Regions from separate parts of the Mus musculus genome. Here region 2 is linked to region 1. The links are chromatin loops, found by intact Hi-C in ENCODE. Cell type or tissue: heart. All regions are shown on one strand.

Evidence for each region. A loop is a pair of places that touch in the nucleus more often than their neighbours do. Peaks named below come from ENCODE experiments on the same cell type or tissue, not always from the same donor. Only the 100,000 strongest peaks of a DNase experiment are listed, where the experiment ranks them.
Region 2: it touches region 1 in a loop (2.1-fold over the local background); 3 of 42 quality-filtered maps call a loop at or near these places.

The regions. Positions count from the first base shown.
Region 1 is chr13:117,703,286-117,711,285 of GRCm38, forward strand. The region is part of intron 2 of Hcn1 (hyperpolarization activated cyclic nucleotide gated potassium channel 1); the gene reads left to right. 4933413L06Rik (RIKEN cDNA 4933413L06 gene) reads right to left here. Exons shown (of 5, transcript NR_045508.1): 4 at 6,386-6,579; 5 at 3,479-3,850. Among named protein-coding and RNA genes, the nearest start is that of 4933413L06Rik, 13 kb to the right of the region's middle. In heart, a CTCF peak has its summit at 4,196; a DNase peak (open chromatin) is centred at 4,276; H3K27ac peaks cover 555 bases.
Region 2 is chr13:117,851,044-117,859,043 of GRCm38, forward strand. The region is part of intron 3 of Hcn1 (hyperpolarization activated cyclic nucleotide gated potassium channel 1); the gene reads left to right. Among named protein-coding and RNA genes, the nearest start is that of Gm3474, 100 kb to the right of the region's middle. In heart, no CTCF peak of the experiment used is centred here; no DNase peak of the experiment used is centred here; H3K27ac peaks cover 527 bases.

The DNA of each region.
Region 1 (8,000 bases):
ATGAGGGTGAAATTCTTCTTTGGATATCTTTATTCTAAATAATAGAAGAAAAATATATTCATTATGATAAGGCAAATCAGAATACAGATATGCTTTCCATTACCCAAAGCCCAAAGTAGACTAGCCAGTGTGAATAGTCATCCACTACTTACACTGCAGAGGCGTACTCAGTTTGTAACTTTTCTTTCTCATTAGTTAAAACTAAGAAAACAAAAATAGAAAAAATGAATCTCTTCTAACATTGTACCCATTTCCTATGTACTCTTGAAGAGTTTAATTTTTATTTACATAGCTTCTTGTTTCAAATTACTCTAATAAGCACCAAGCTTTTTTTTTTTCAGGGGCAAAAATAGAAGATCAATGAAATTTAGCCCTTTGTATCATATCAAGTATAAATAATCTTTTAAGAAATGTTCTTAACACCCTGATTACTTATGGGTCTCTCTGACTCTTGCCTTTTCCTTTATTCCTCTCTCATAAAATGCATTCTGATCACAGCCTCCCTTTTTTCCCCTCTTCTGGGTCTCCACATTCCCTCTCCTTCAAAAGTCAAGGCTCCTCTGATTCCCTTCAAAAATGGGCAGGCCTCCCATAAATATCACTCAAACATGCCATAACAAGATGTACTACAACAAAACATAAACCCTGGTATTAAGACTGGATGAGGCAATCCAGCAGGAGGAAAAGGGTCCCATGAGCAAGCCAAAGAGTCACAGACATCCATGCTATCAGTCTTAGGAAAGCAACAAAAACCTCATCGAAACAACCACAGCACTTATGCAGAGGGCCTAGCACTGACTCATGCATGGTCAACTGTTGTTGCTTCAGGATACTAGAGGTAGAAAGAAGAAAATAGAAAGGAGGGAAGGGTGAATCTGTGATATTGTGCCTAAGACTGTTACTATTTTTGTGGAGTTAGTTAATATATAATGACTAGTTATTATATATGCCCGGAGCTGCTGAATTGTAAGAAAACCTAGACAAATTGTTACTTTCAAGTCGTTATTGTGTCTGGTGAGTATATTGTCCCTGAATGACATTGATGAGAGAGAGCAAAGAATTTTTCATGTTAGCATCTATGATGGAGTCTGATTAAAATGTTCCAAAGTTGGGGGAGAAAAAAGAAAAGGATTGTGTGACTTGCCTGAAGGATTAACAAACGGCCAAGCTACTTACTCATGACCTTGGTCATCAGACTCTAAAATACCACAAACCCTTTACCCAGTTACCTACCAGCAAAACTCAGTGACCTCACTAAGATTTTGGACTAAGAACTTTCTGACACGATAGGCATTATAGGCATTTGAAGCTGCTTGATTTTTTTTTTTAATTCCTAATGTTAATCTCTATTTCCTCAGATAATGCACCACTGCATGGCACCATCTGCATAGAAACAGCCTGTGAATTAGTCTTGGCCTCAACGACAGGGCTGGGGCTGGGCTTATTGTTCCCACCCTTAGTTTGTCAGGTTGAACTCCCAAACTTTTTTAGGTTAACCAAAAACAAACAAAAAACAAACAAACAAACAAAAAGCAAAACAAAACAAAAACAAACTAGCACCCATGCAAATGGAAACATTAGTTTTTGTTTCTAATTTGGGAGAAACATCAGACACTCAATTTTTTTCCCCAAGCTTTCTCATCTCCTTTGAAATTCTTTTCTAAATTTAATTCAGATGATGCGAGAGTTCTGTGTCTATTTTAATTTTGTTCATCCAGTCAGCAACTTTCCCTACAGTATATAATTCTGATGTAAATTATGGACTATCTTCTGTGGGGGAAAAACGCATAACCTACGCGGAACTTTGTGCATCATTTCTTAGTCACGGCAGCCTCATGCCACATAGGGTTAAGTATTTCAAAACTGTCCCCACCTGGCAATCTGGGAGAAAACGCAGTCTCGTCTAGTATAGTCAGGTTCTCCTCTCTTGCTCTGAGAAACAAAGCAACCTTCCTGCTGGCCATATACATGTTCTCTGCATGGCTATTTGTACAGAGTATTTATCTGAGCTTCTCCTGTTAGTTAGCTGGGTTTATTTTGAACTGAAAAAATCAGATTAAATCTCTTTATACAATAAAGTCTGGTATTAGGTACTGCCTTTGCATGTAGTTAGTATGGAGGATACATTTATAAAATAATTTTCTCTGATTCTGTAGCTGAGGGTGCTCTGGAACTTATCGGGTAACTCAAACTTGCTTTCACCTTATAGACATTCTCTCCTATCAGCTCTGGAATGCTAGAATCATAGGCATAAGTCACCCACCATGCCTGAAATAACTCCTTTGATCATCTCTATGTTCTAGTTTCTTCTCAGGTACTGCCTCATTCAAATATTTAAGTAACTTCAAGAGACAAAGATTACTATTGTCCAAAAGATGTTAAACACAGAGTTCAGCTAGTAGTGAGCTTGCCTAACATGCATGAAAGAAACCCTGGGCCAAGCACTTCATAAAATGTAACAAAATAGTGCATATCTATAATCCTAACATTCTTAGCTTCATAGTGTGGTAGAAGCCTGCCAATACCACATGATGTCATCTCAATAATAAGAAAGAAAGAAACAAAGAAAGTTAAAATAATAATAACAGACTGATTGGCTCCTTTTGTCTCACATAAAGGCAAATAAAAGCTATAAATTAATAAAATTCTTAAGACATATAAACAGAAAAGAATGCTTGACTTGGGGTTTCAAAGTTATGTTTATTCCACTAATTTACACCTTAAGTGTATCTCAAGAAGCATGCAATGTTTTACTGAGGTTTTAATATGGAATAACCAAAAGTGAAAACATATTTTAACAAAATTGGACAAAGCAATTGAGACTCTACAGGGTTCTTGGGCACTTAATTCTTAACCTATAAATCAGTGTGATTACCCTGTGAAATTGGCCAGCTTCCCAGTGAAGCCCCTGGGCACAATTATACAGTGCTGAAGGCTGCATTTGTCCATGTGCATGACTGGTCCTGACAGCTTGAATGTTAGAAGGCATCAGGGTTTTAGGTTTTAGAAGTTCGGATTCACTCACATTTCTACATCAAGTGGTCTTTATTAGCGGAAAAATAATCACGTTTTTTTCCCTCTATTACCTGTTTCTCATTGCTTTCCCTGGCCTAACTCATTACACATCCACAACTCTAATAACCAAGACATCTACATGTTTATTTCACTTCCACTTCTGCCCAGAGATCAATTTCAGATGACTAATAGACATTTTAATTCCGTTATGTTATAGACCACTCTCCTCCAGTCCATGTACTCTTATTCTGCTTCCTATATAGTTTCTGTTTCTTTGTTAAAATAGAAGGCAGTGAGAGTGGCATCCAGGAAATATTCCAGGGTGAGGAAAATGGTGAACTTGGTTGGGCTAACATAAGACTGGGAGCACTTAAGGAGAGATCTGCTATTTATAGTTGAGAGAACAGCTGAGTGTTGCAATAGAATTGTGGTTTGGAGGAGTAGAGAATCTTATGCGTGGAAAATGGATCTATTTATCTTTATTTATTTATGAACATCTAGAATGCTCTTTTGGTGGCATTGTCCAAAGTGAAACTTAGTCAACTAAGATGTTCATAAACTGTCCTGAGCAGCTCTTCAGTTTACATTTCAGTGAAACTACAATTCCATTAAGAAAACTAAACTATAGGATTTGATGAGACATGACTACACCCAGCACTCTTCCTGTTCAGTAGATGACTGGGAAACAGGCTGCGGATGCTCTATCCATTGGTCATCACCAGTGCAGTACAACTGATCATTCTTTCTTCTGAGGAAGATGATGCAGAAGCATCACTTTACCCGAAATTAACATCGCAGCTAATCATAGTCCAATAGCTTGATGCAATACTAGAAACTGAAAAGCAGAGAAGAATAACAGTTGTTATCGTTATACCAGAGCAAAGAGAGGTCACTTTTCGCCTCTGAGCTCTAGGACTTTGAGGCACTTGGGTGGTCTGATAGATAGCACTTTCATCTCGCTACGGGAAACCATTTAGTAAATTGCCACTGAAACACTCTTAAGGGTCTCCTAAGAGGTCTGCAAGTGTTAATGAGCTTTCTGATGTCTCTGTACCAGGTCCAGAGAAGAGCAGCAATACACCGAATTACTGGAAAGTAGGGGATAATCGCTGAAGTTGCTTCCCCACCATAGAGACTGGAAAGCCTGAGAACAGATTCTCTTGCTCACCCATATCATCCAGTTGGCAGTAGTGAGGTTAAATGAGGTTCCCTGTCTCTGCTAAGTGGGCGGGTATTCCCATTGGAAGTCTGCCCAGGTGTTTCAGACATTTCCCAGCTTTCCTGTCTTGCTAAATATGGCTCACCATCAGGGATAAGTGCTGTTGTGATGGGAAAGCTTGCAGGTTCTTCGTATGAATGTCACACACTGTGTCCTCTGTAGTGTGTGTGTGTGTGTGTGTGTGTGTGTGTGTGTGTGTGTGTGTGTGTGTGTGTGCATGTGTGGTAGGGAGTGCCTCTGTCTTTGTCCATCTGTCCCTGGCTTTAGCTGTTTGCATGTGTCTGTCTATGAGGACTATTAATGTCAGCATTCTGAAAACAATTAGGAATAGGTAAAACATGTCTTCTTGACAATGCAAGAACTTGATGTGGGTGAAGGCATGTTATTTTCAAATTAGTTATGCATTTTTAAGGTTAAATAACTAATGATTTTATTAAATTGTATTTTAAAATGACAATATTAAGGTACATGAATGGGCAAATACTTTGAGTAAAATATACAAAGTGAAAATTAGGCCTGTGATTCAAAGTGAAGCAAATGATATTCTCCATTATTTATTTTCTAGTGAAGGTATCTAAGTAGGCAATAAAACACTTTTTTCTACTTCCAAATCTTTTTGTTCCCACTTATGATTACATTGACATTATCTAGGTTGTTTTAAATCCCTATTATTAATAGATTTGGGTAGCATTGTAGATTACCCAATGTATGCACATACATACATACATACATACATACATACATACATACATACATATACATTATATATACATACATATTTCAATGTAGTTGTGCATTTTCTCATGCTAGTTAAGATGTTATAGAGGAACTAAACCACTCCAAGTTACAAGTCTACCCCAGAAATATCTATGCCCAAGTAAGTAGAATATTTTGAATTACAACATTTAATAGAATGTAATAAAACTTACTAAAGAGCATTGAAATGTAACATAATAATTTATGTTTTAATTGAGAATCAATGCCTAATTAGTAGATGATATTATTTTTTCTATAAGATATTTATGGTCCCTTTGAAAACTAATAAATTATGATAATATCAAAATGCGTGGAAAATATTCCCTTCCATTGTGTTCTTTCCTCAATTGTATTTACCACCTTCTTCATTCTCTTATACTTACATCTAAGATTCATTTAATCTCAGTTTATTTTCAATAGATATTCAAATAACTGCAGAATTTTTAACTTTAATAACTGATATGGTCCGATGTCAAAATCTACCATGGTTTAGTAATCTAGATTCTGCAGGTATAAAAAATAAGGAGACAGATGAATGGGACACACACAGACTTAGGAATCCACACACATAGAGATACAGGAAAGTTTACCCAGTAGAGTTTTCACAAAACAGTAAATATATTGCAATGGTGAAAAGTTATTTTCACAACCTTGACATCCATATGAAAAACAAATTAAAACCAAATCTAGCTACAAATAACACATTTTAAATACTTGGGTTTTTTTTTTTTTTTTTTTTTGCATCCTGAAACAAGTTCTCCTGACAATTTTACTGTCTTTACCTTCACACAATCCTGCATTTCTTCAACCTTGAAACACAATAAAATGTTCTAACTCTTCATACATACAGGTCTTGAAGCTTGCCAAAAATCTTACAGTGAAAACATCATTACCAAGTATGAGACAAATGAGATAACACCAGGACAGTTCAGAATGTGCAGTGACTGGTGAACATGCAGGCGTTAACCATCCCTTAATCCATATTTAGTGATGGCTAAAAGCATAGGCTTGAGGCTGGAATGATGTGTTAAATGATAATGTGACATGCAAGGCAGATAGTGTGGGTATTTCTTGAAGGGGTGAGCCCTGAACTGATTATACAAAACTGAGTAAAATCTAGTCAAAAGAAAAAAGTTTGCGAAGAAATTCCTGTTCATCAATGGTATCAGTATCACTACCACAGTCACAACCAGAAGTTCAGAGAAGGATTAGGTCATTGGCACGTTGAGGTGGGAGCCAAGATCTCTTGTCATGGTGCTCCTCGGTAGACAATGCTATCCCAGAGTGAACATATGCTGCATTTGAGATGTAATAATTTATGTGAAAATAAGTATTCTAAAACTATTTTATATTTGGAATGTGAACAATCCTTGGCCAAAGTGATATGAAATTCACCTCATTCTGCATCTGTGTTGCGCATGCATGTACGTTTTCACATGCATGCAGGGAGGGGCACATGGACTTCTTTTCAGATACATGTGGATGCCAATGGGTGACATGATCTTCCTCAGTCATTTACTCCTTTCTTCAGTGAATGATACAGACTTCTACTCAAGCCAGACTTGTCTTTGCTTATGGCTCTCTCACATCTGCAAAAGCAAACAAGGGCGTCATAGGACTTGCCAGCATTGAGTTCTCTCAACTAGTATTACCTTTAAGAGGCGTTCCATCATATTCCAAGAAATGAGTTTTTTGGCTCGTGTTTAGTGGGCAGGAACTGCTGAACATTTTACCTAAAGTGTGAAGAGGACTGTATTTACAGTTTGTTTGTCATAAAGGAAAGTTTTACAATATTTATTGTTTGGCATTAAGAAAAAAAATGTTGGGGGCTGGCGAGATGGCTCCGTGGTTAAGAGCGCCAACTGCTCTTCCAAAGGTCCCAAGTTCAAATCCCAGCAACCACATGGTGGCTCACAACCATCCATAACGAAATCTGATGCCCTCTTCTGGAGTATCTGAGGACAGCTACAGTGTACTTACATAAAATAAATAAATAAATCTTAAAAAAAAAGAAAAAAATGTTTATTTCTTTCAACTACTAGCAATTCATTTGGCCTTTCACAAAATTATTTTTTTTTTAGTTTTCATTTTTTAAACTAATAGTTTGGCTAAAATTTCAAAGGCATACTCAAGTCTTAAATTCTATTTCTTCACATTTTATATCTCTATTAATTGATCAATTTTGTGAGTGTTGAACAGTTACCCTGGCCTTCATGGACATATATCTAAAGTTAGGTTTAGAAAATTTTATGTTTGAAAGACTGTCTTGAGTAGAGACTATCTTACAATTATAATTATGGCTGTGCTCATAGATTAAATTTATTTTTTCTAATCCAGGGGGTTAAAAACCACAGAGTTCCAAGAATATGATATTCACATACTCCTCTTAATTTAACCTATTACTTTCTTCTCATTTCAATATAATGAAAGTGTCTTGTGCATATTTCCTCTCACTCTGGAGCACAATTACATGGTTCAAACCCAAGCCTGTTCTGTGTCAGCCATTTTATTTTGGTCAAGTTCATTCGTTTCTCTGTCCTCCATTTTCTCCTATTGGACATTAAGATACTAATAGCATCAGTTTGGTGGCATTACATAAGAATTAAAAGTATTGACATTTGTAAACCATTCAGAATGTTGTCTGGACAAAGTAAATGCTCAAGTTCTGATGAACTATTATGACTCAGAAGTCAGGCAGTCTCTAAAATTGGCTTCCAGACAGAGTGACACTGTATGTTTGTATCACCACCTCCCACTCTTATCTAGTACTTCCTGGAAACATTGGAATACAGTTAGGAACACACTAGAGAAGGCTGGCTGGGTGAAATTTCTTTTTTTCCCTCATAGCTCCAGGGAAGAAACAATTTGTGCTGCCTTTTGGATCAAAAAGTTTCAGATAGCTTACTGTTGATCTTGAATCTAAAATCAAGTGATATTTAATTCTGAGGTAAGATAACATAATCACTGCCTGGCATGTGCTCCCAGGCTGTGGGATCCTGTATCCTCAAAT
Region 2 (8,000 bases), 150 kb after region 1:
TCTGCTACATATGCAGCTAGAGACACGAGCTCTGAAGTATGTCAGGATTTCTGGAAAGCATCCTTAAAGTTTAATCTATAATATTCTTATCTTGTCCATATATATGGGGTTAGTCTGGGAAGCCAAGAAAAATTCTAAATTATCCTATAAGATGATATAAGATATACATAGAGAAAAGTTTCAAGCATTTGTACTGTCTTGTGCTTTCTTAACTTTGTTGGAAGCATGAGGATTGGAAAGGGAAAGAACAAGTTTAAGGATCAACTTGTCACAAACACTGCCTCTGTTTTCTCATATGGAAAGACTTCTGTGTTTTATTCTCTGCCTTGAAAAAAAAAGGAGATAATTGAGAGCAATTTTATCTGATTAATTATGTTCTGAAAGGAAAAAGGATTTCTTACTTGCTTTTATTTGTACTATATAAGTCAAAGGCACTATGTGAAATAACAATAATATGCAGGCAATCTGGCTTTTTATGTACATATTGTCTATCATTCTGTTATCAGCATGATCATCTGATAATCATCACAATAATCAACATTTTTGCTAGGCTAATGACACTTTTACATCTGCATAACAGACCATATTTTTTACTAACAGTTTCAAAGATCTTTGTTTAAGGGCAATTTATATACACCAGGCATGCATTCCACCCTTGTTTTGTGAAGAAAATATGGAAATGATAGTATCTGACTTATTAATGGTGCTTCCAAATTTAGCTCTGAACTTTGGGTCCAAAAACAGGATCTCATTATGAAAGGATGTTTGTCTTCCTCCTGAGAGCCAATCAAATAAGGAGAAAGATGTTTGAAAGTAATGTTGGAAAATATAGCCAATGATATGGACTCTTAATAAATCATTCACGAGAAAATGAATATCTAAAAAAATGGAAATGTTACATATTACTTCAATTTTATATCAGTATTTAAATGTATGCTGAATTGTTTATGACATCTGCTATACAGATATTAATTGGCAGAACAGTTGATCAAACTGCTGAGGACATCTGTTTAATTTCAATAACTTTAAAGTTCACATTTCAATCACAGGGAAAATATTCTGAATCCTTAATGAGAAATCCTGCCTTTCTTTGTGGCTCAGCAGAGTTCCAGCTCACAACGCAATTCAGTCTAGCTAGAGTAATACCATAGAGAAGAATGAGTGTGCATGTTATTTAGATACTTAACTCTCATCACTCGAGTCCATTGGTTTCAATAACTGTTATAGAGATGTTTATTATGTGGGCCCTGTCATGGTGATTTTATTTATACTGGAAAAGCAAATGGATATTATAAAGGTGACATATGACAAATGAAAAGTGAACATAATTTCTGGTTGCCGTAGAGATTAAAAACTGGAACAGACTGTTAGGCGGGGTATCAAGATAACTATCCATGTTGACTTACATCTTGAAAGAGTAGTAGAAGCCAGAAAAAGAGCAAAACCAGAAAGCGTATTAAGTCAGAGAAAACGTCTTGTAAAAAGTGTGGGTGTTGAATCAACTGCTAAGGAAGCAGGAAGTAGTTCAGTGTGACAGAGCAGGCTTATGTTCTTGGAGGGTGAACTTTAGTGTTTATGAATACAGAGGCAAGGGATAGTTACTGCCAGCTCCTTGTGATTTTCATGGAAAGTTTGACTTGAAACCATGATATAACTTTGAACTGGAATTGATAACATTGGCTGCTTCTGATGGATGCAAAGAATATTCTTTAGGGTGGGCACATGGCTCAAAAGCCAGCTGGGCTGGCCTGCACACTGAAGGCCTTTCAGGTTGTGCAATAGCCTGAAACCACATTAATATCTGTGGACTGTGCAGGAGGGGATAGTGTTGATCGCTGCCACCTGAAGCTGTGGTGATGTCTGTGGTCTGGGCAGCCTCTGAGGACTTTGTCATGTTCTTTAATCCAGCTGCAGCAGGGGCTTGTATTTTCTGGTCTTTGCTGTAGCCAGGAACCATTTGGAGGACCATGCTCCACACTTCAGCTGACTGCGAAGAGCCAGGAGGCTCTTTTTGCGGTGATATGATGACTGTAGATACACAATTGAGGAGAGACATGGAAGGCTTCTGTGACAATCCCTCCCCCGGCACCCCTCTCCCCAAAAATAACAGTCTAGGCAGGAAGCCAGAAAAGAGAACTCTTAAAAGTGTGATGGGATGCTAAAAGTAGCTCTTTACAATTGATGGCTTCTGGTGGATGTGCAGAAGGAGAAGGACTCAGTTCTAATAGGGCCACTGAGAGTTTGACCATGCTCCATTGAGTACCTAGATGACACAAATTGGACATTTTTTAAGTTCTATTTTTGTTTTTACTTTTTTGAGAGGGAGGTCACAAAGGGTGGTGGACATGGAAAGACTGGGAAGTGACTATGATCCAGGTACGTGATTTGAAACTCCCAGAGAATCAATAACAAGGTTATGTTTAAAACAGAGAATGGACTAGAAAAGGAGTTAAAATGAAGGGAGAAATCTCTCTTCTCAACAGAGTGAAATCATTACAGAAAATGACAACCTTAAAAAATACAGAGTTGTGAAGCATACTCCCAATGGACACATCTACCAAACATCCCTACAACCCTACACAAAGCAAATAACCAACTGCTAGGAAGACCACGGCAGTTGGTTATCCAATACCAAATAGTCAGCCCTCAAAACATACATTCAGTAACATTATACAGACTGAGCAGATTATATGTAGGAATAAGTGTGTGTGTGTATTCATATACATATACATATACATATATGCATATAATAATTAATGAAGATAGAGGCCATGCATTGGAAAGGGAGCAGCGAGGATTATATAGGAATGTTTTGAGGAAGGAAAAGGAAGGACAAAAATATAATCTCAAAAATAAGAGAAAAAAATGAAGATTGTATATTACTATAGTTGGTCAAAAAAATTGTAGTAATCCAAGGAAAAAGAAAGAAAATGAGGTAATGTGGAGGGAAAACTATATTCTACTATTCAAAAACAAAGCAACTAATGACACCTACAACTCCACAAGTAAAGAGGAGAATTAGAATATAGGGAGGGTGAATGAGAAAATGGGTAGATTTGGTTTTAGCCACCATCTACCACATATGACAAAATGGTATCTAGTTGTTTGGTAGACGTGATGAAAGAGATGTAATTTAGTTTCAGCATTAGTGTGGAAGGAAAATACATCACCTTATAGTTGTTTGGTCCATGATTAAAAGACAAGCATGGTTGTTATTTATCATCCCAAGTCGTGTCATACTACTAACTCATGACTATAGAAGGGAGCAGAAACATGTCTTACTTAATTGATAATGTAAGATGGCCTGGAGCTTTAGCCTGGACAATTTCTGTGCATGACAAAGAAATAAGATAAGAAACTTCTTTAATTGTTATCTATGATCCTTTTATTGGTTACTGTATGCAAATGCTCATTTTTCAACCTGCTAACTATTTGGTGTTTGGCTGGTAAATGAAAGCTCATCATATTTAATTTAGAACACTAGGATTCATCCAGTAGAAACACAGGAAATACAACAGATAGCCAATCCAATGAGATCAAACACAGTTGGAGATTTGGAGGAAGTAAGTTTTACTGCTGGGAGGCTTTGGACCTGTAAGTTCAGTTTGGATAAAGTCTGGGAGGCCCAGCTAAAGCTGAGCAGACAAATAGACTGGATTAAAGGCCAAGAGAATGAGCACTTTTATTTTTGTGATTCTTATTCAACTCTGTTTACCTATGTGATTGAGAGTAAAACAATTTTTTATATTTTGTTGTTTATGAGAAAAGGGGATGAAGAAGGAAAGATTAACAAATAACTGTTTGATGAGAGCAAGATATTTTATAACATTCTCAGGTTTAACTAAGACTCTATGGGACTATTTCACTAAGACTCTATGAAATTCCATTTGCTCAGAGAAGAATATGTCATAGCTTCTCTGATAGCTTTCAATGTAATATTATACTGAGGTAATAATAGCAAACTGGCCATTAATATTTTTCAGGAACTTCTTTTTTTTCTAAAAGTCCAATTTATGAACTAACATTCGAGGTCAATATAAGACTCAGATATGTATTTATTTTTCTTAAGTTTAGGAAGTAGTTGAGATATGCGATTCCTAGTTTAATATTATTTCAAATCTCTTGCTTTAGGTGTATAGAGTTTCTGCTAGTCACTGTGCTTTCTGAAAAAGGCACTATATCATAAATCAGTTCTATGAAAATTTAATTGAAAAATTTATTATTTTGAAAATGCTTCAGTTGGTTTGCAAATTTTTTTCTAGAAATACCATACTATTTTCCTTTCTAATAATGCTATCTTGTAAAACACTATCATAACAAAATTCCTATCCCTGTTATGTGTATAATTAGAGGTGCCATCTTAAATACCTAATATTCTATTCTTTATTATTTCAATGAAAGTTATCTATCTACATTTTCCATAATTCACACAATCACATTATACAATTAATTCCTCAATGGTGTTGGTTAAAAAATAAACAAACAAACAACTCCCCCAAAAAACAACCAAACACACACACAGATAGACACACAGACACAGACACAGACACACACACACACACACACACACACACACACACACACACAAACCAAATATGCCTCTGAAACAGACCTGAGTATCTTTGCATTTGCATTTATAATAGTATATGCCAGAAGAAGACTAATCTGATGTTATTGTGCAGCATTAATGACAATAATGCTAGCAATACCTCATTTATACTCTCATGACAGCAGTCATTTCAACTCTATGTTTCCAAATAATGCTACTATTCTCAAGATGGAACCATGCCCACTCAATTTTCCATCTTGAATCAAACTTTCTATTACCTTTTTCTATTAAATCAGCCTCCAAACGCTGATACCATTGCATACACTAGCAAGATTGTGATGATAGGACCCTGATATAGCTGTCCCTTGTGAGACTATGCCGGGGCCTAGCAAACACATAAGTGGATGCTCACAGTCAGCTATTGGATGGATCACAGGGCTCCCAATGGAGGAGCTAGAGGGATCTGCAACCCTATAGGTGGAACAACATTATGAACTAACCAGTACCCCGGAGCTCTTGTCTCTAGCTGCATATGTATCAAAAGATGGCCTTAGTCGGCCATCACTGGAAGGAGAGGCCCATCGGACTTGCAAACTTTATATGCCCCAGTACAGGGGAACGCTAGGGCCAAAAAGTGGGAGTGGGTGGGTAGGGGAGTGGGGGGGGAGGGTATGGGGGACTTTTGGGATAGCATTGGAAATGTAAATGATGAAAATACCTAATTAAAAAAAACAAACTTGCCCTAAAGTACAGAGGGGAAACAACTTTCTGAGCTATGTACTATTTTAACTGTACATTATATTTCCAGTGATAAAATAAGACAAGCCAATGTCATCCCATACCAACTGCAACCTCCCAAATCAACTCTGAGATATTCACAGAGCTTTAGTTCCACCTTTCTTCTAAATAAATCAGATCTTTACTTTCAATTCTATGCCATTTATTTTTCCCTATAAAGAATAACAGCTAGGATGTTCCTTGTGTTTTTCTATCTATCTTGTGTTTGTATCCATGTACCTAATACTCTCTTGCTTCTTATTTCTCTGAAAGCTACCTGCCTAAAAATTTTAACTTAATTTACACATTCAGATTATACAATTAATTCTCCAATAATGTTGAAAAAAAAAACATGAAACAGACTGGAGTATTTTCAGATTGGTATTTATAATTGTATCCAACAAGGATGTGGACATCCTTGTTGTTGACACAGTTGGAGCCAACTGTGAAACTTCTGGAACATGAAAGCATTTGGATGCTGACTTCATGCTAATGTACAGATGTCTCAAGGATGGTCTTCCAAAGACATTATCATTCATGGTAATGTCTTCCCTGTCTGAATGAAAGAGAATTAGTAGAGATAATTTTGAGTCCTTTATAACATAGTGTGGAAGATTATTATGAGCTATTCTTTGTCTCATTCTCCCATGGGAGAGTACTTTCCTTCCATGGTTTTCCTCAGTGTGAGGAAAAGATGTTTGTTGGTCATAAGGGATCTCATTACACTGAATCTCCTCTAGACCAGCCTGAGGTGGATCTATGCATACACTCAAATGTGAATCTAGTTCTATAGTACTTAGGGACACGTGTAGGATGACTATTGAATCATTAGAACAATTAAAGCATTTGATAAGTAACTTGAGAAAATCATGAAAGCAAAGTACAGGAGAAAAAATTTAAGTTTGCATGTTTTCTTCTTTCCCTGACTGCATTGGACTGAGAAATGCATGCTGTTAATTATTAAGGCAGTCAACAACAGTGTGTGGAATCGTCAGTGGTATTTCCTTCTATACTGAGGTACTAAGACATGATATATGTGTAATCTGTGTGTCCTTTAATGTAAACTTACTAACCATCAAAATTGGCATTGTGTTTCATTTTTAGTTCAGTCTTCCACATAAAGTGTACTAAGTAAATGCCTGCCTCAGGAAATGCTGGTTGTCGTTCCTTATTCCTAAAATAGAGGGTACTGGGTATGGCAATAGTAGAATTGGAAGCAAACAATTCCATAGGAGGATTCGAGGATCAACTTCTGGGATCATTTGATAAGATTCGTGAAAAACAATGACTAATCAATGAAAGATAATATTAGTTGAGTTGTCTTATGTGTGCTGGTTTTTTTTTCATCAGAACTTCTGTGAAAATAATTATTTCTTTAAAGTAAAAAAAAAATGGGTAGTTTCTTTCTCTAACAAGAAAGCAAGTAAATTGCCTTCCTTATGATGATTTCAAGAGACCGAGCCTGGCATTCAGTGGGAAGCAGCTTCACGTTATTTTCTTGGGTTATTAATGCCATATGTCAAGTCGAACATTTGCCCATGTACTTTCATTCTTATTTTTGAGAATCTAAAGGAGCTCATTGACAATGGGAACTGTGCGTGAATCGACATCTTCCCAGCTTGGTATGCTTGTAGAATCAAAAGCAGTAAGTCGTTTTTTGTTTTTTGTTTTTTAAGGACACATATTTTGTTTTAAGTATCCTTCTTTCTGTACTTATTTGCTACACATTTCCAGATAAGTTTCCATGAGTATGCAAGGGTGTACCTGGAAGAATCTAGATTGAACTTTAAATATTTTATAAAGAACCTCTCTCTCTCTCCTTCCTCCTTCTACCTACTCTTCTTATTACTCTTTCTCTCATAGACACACACACTCACACACACATACACACACATGTATGCAAGCACACAAGAGAGAGACAGAGACAGAGAGACAAAGAGACAGAGAGAGACAGAGAGAGGGAGAGAGATAAATATCTATAGTATTATTTTATTAATTTAACAAAATATATTCTGCCTCTTCTAAGTATTATTTGGTGTTTAAATTTTCTGTGTAATTGTTCATGGGATCTGATCAAGGATTCTGTAAATTATAAATATTACATTTGTATAAAGCTTATGTGGATTTAAATGTCAAAACAGATTATCCCCGAAGGGACGCTGAAACAGATGCATTACCTGCTAAGAATACACAGAACACACTGAGCACAGGGTAAGAGTTTTAAGTTGAGAGTTAGGCTTCTAAAAATAGCTGAGTGCTCAATCCTCCTGTCTTTTCTCACCACCTTACACGGCAGAGTATTCCCCAGGCTTATCTCTTAGATTGCATAAGCAATATAGCAACTTGAAATTACTTGTTGCTGAAGGCTTTGTCTATGTTTATGCAATTTAAGGTGATTCCTTCACACTCTAGATCTTACTAATATGTGTGGTTGGTTATTTATATAATTATTACACAGCTGTTAGAATGATCACTTAATCCTGAGATTGATATGATTTTTGCAAAAGACAAGTGTTTCCTACACAATTTCAATTTTGTTAAATGCTGATATCATGAATTAGTGCTAAGGACTGATGACATTATGGCAACACTGGGTAGTAAAGGTGACATTGTGTGACATACTGTTTCTCCCAGGTATGAACTAATAATAATTTGACTTGGACTGCAATTATCA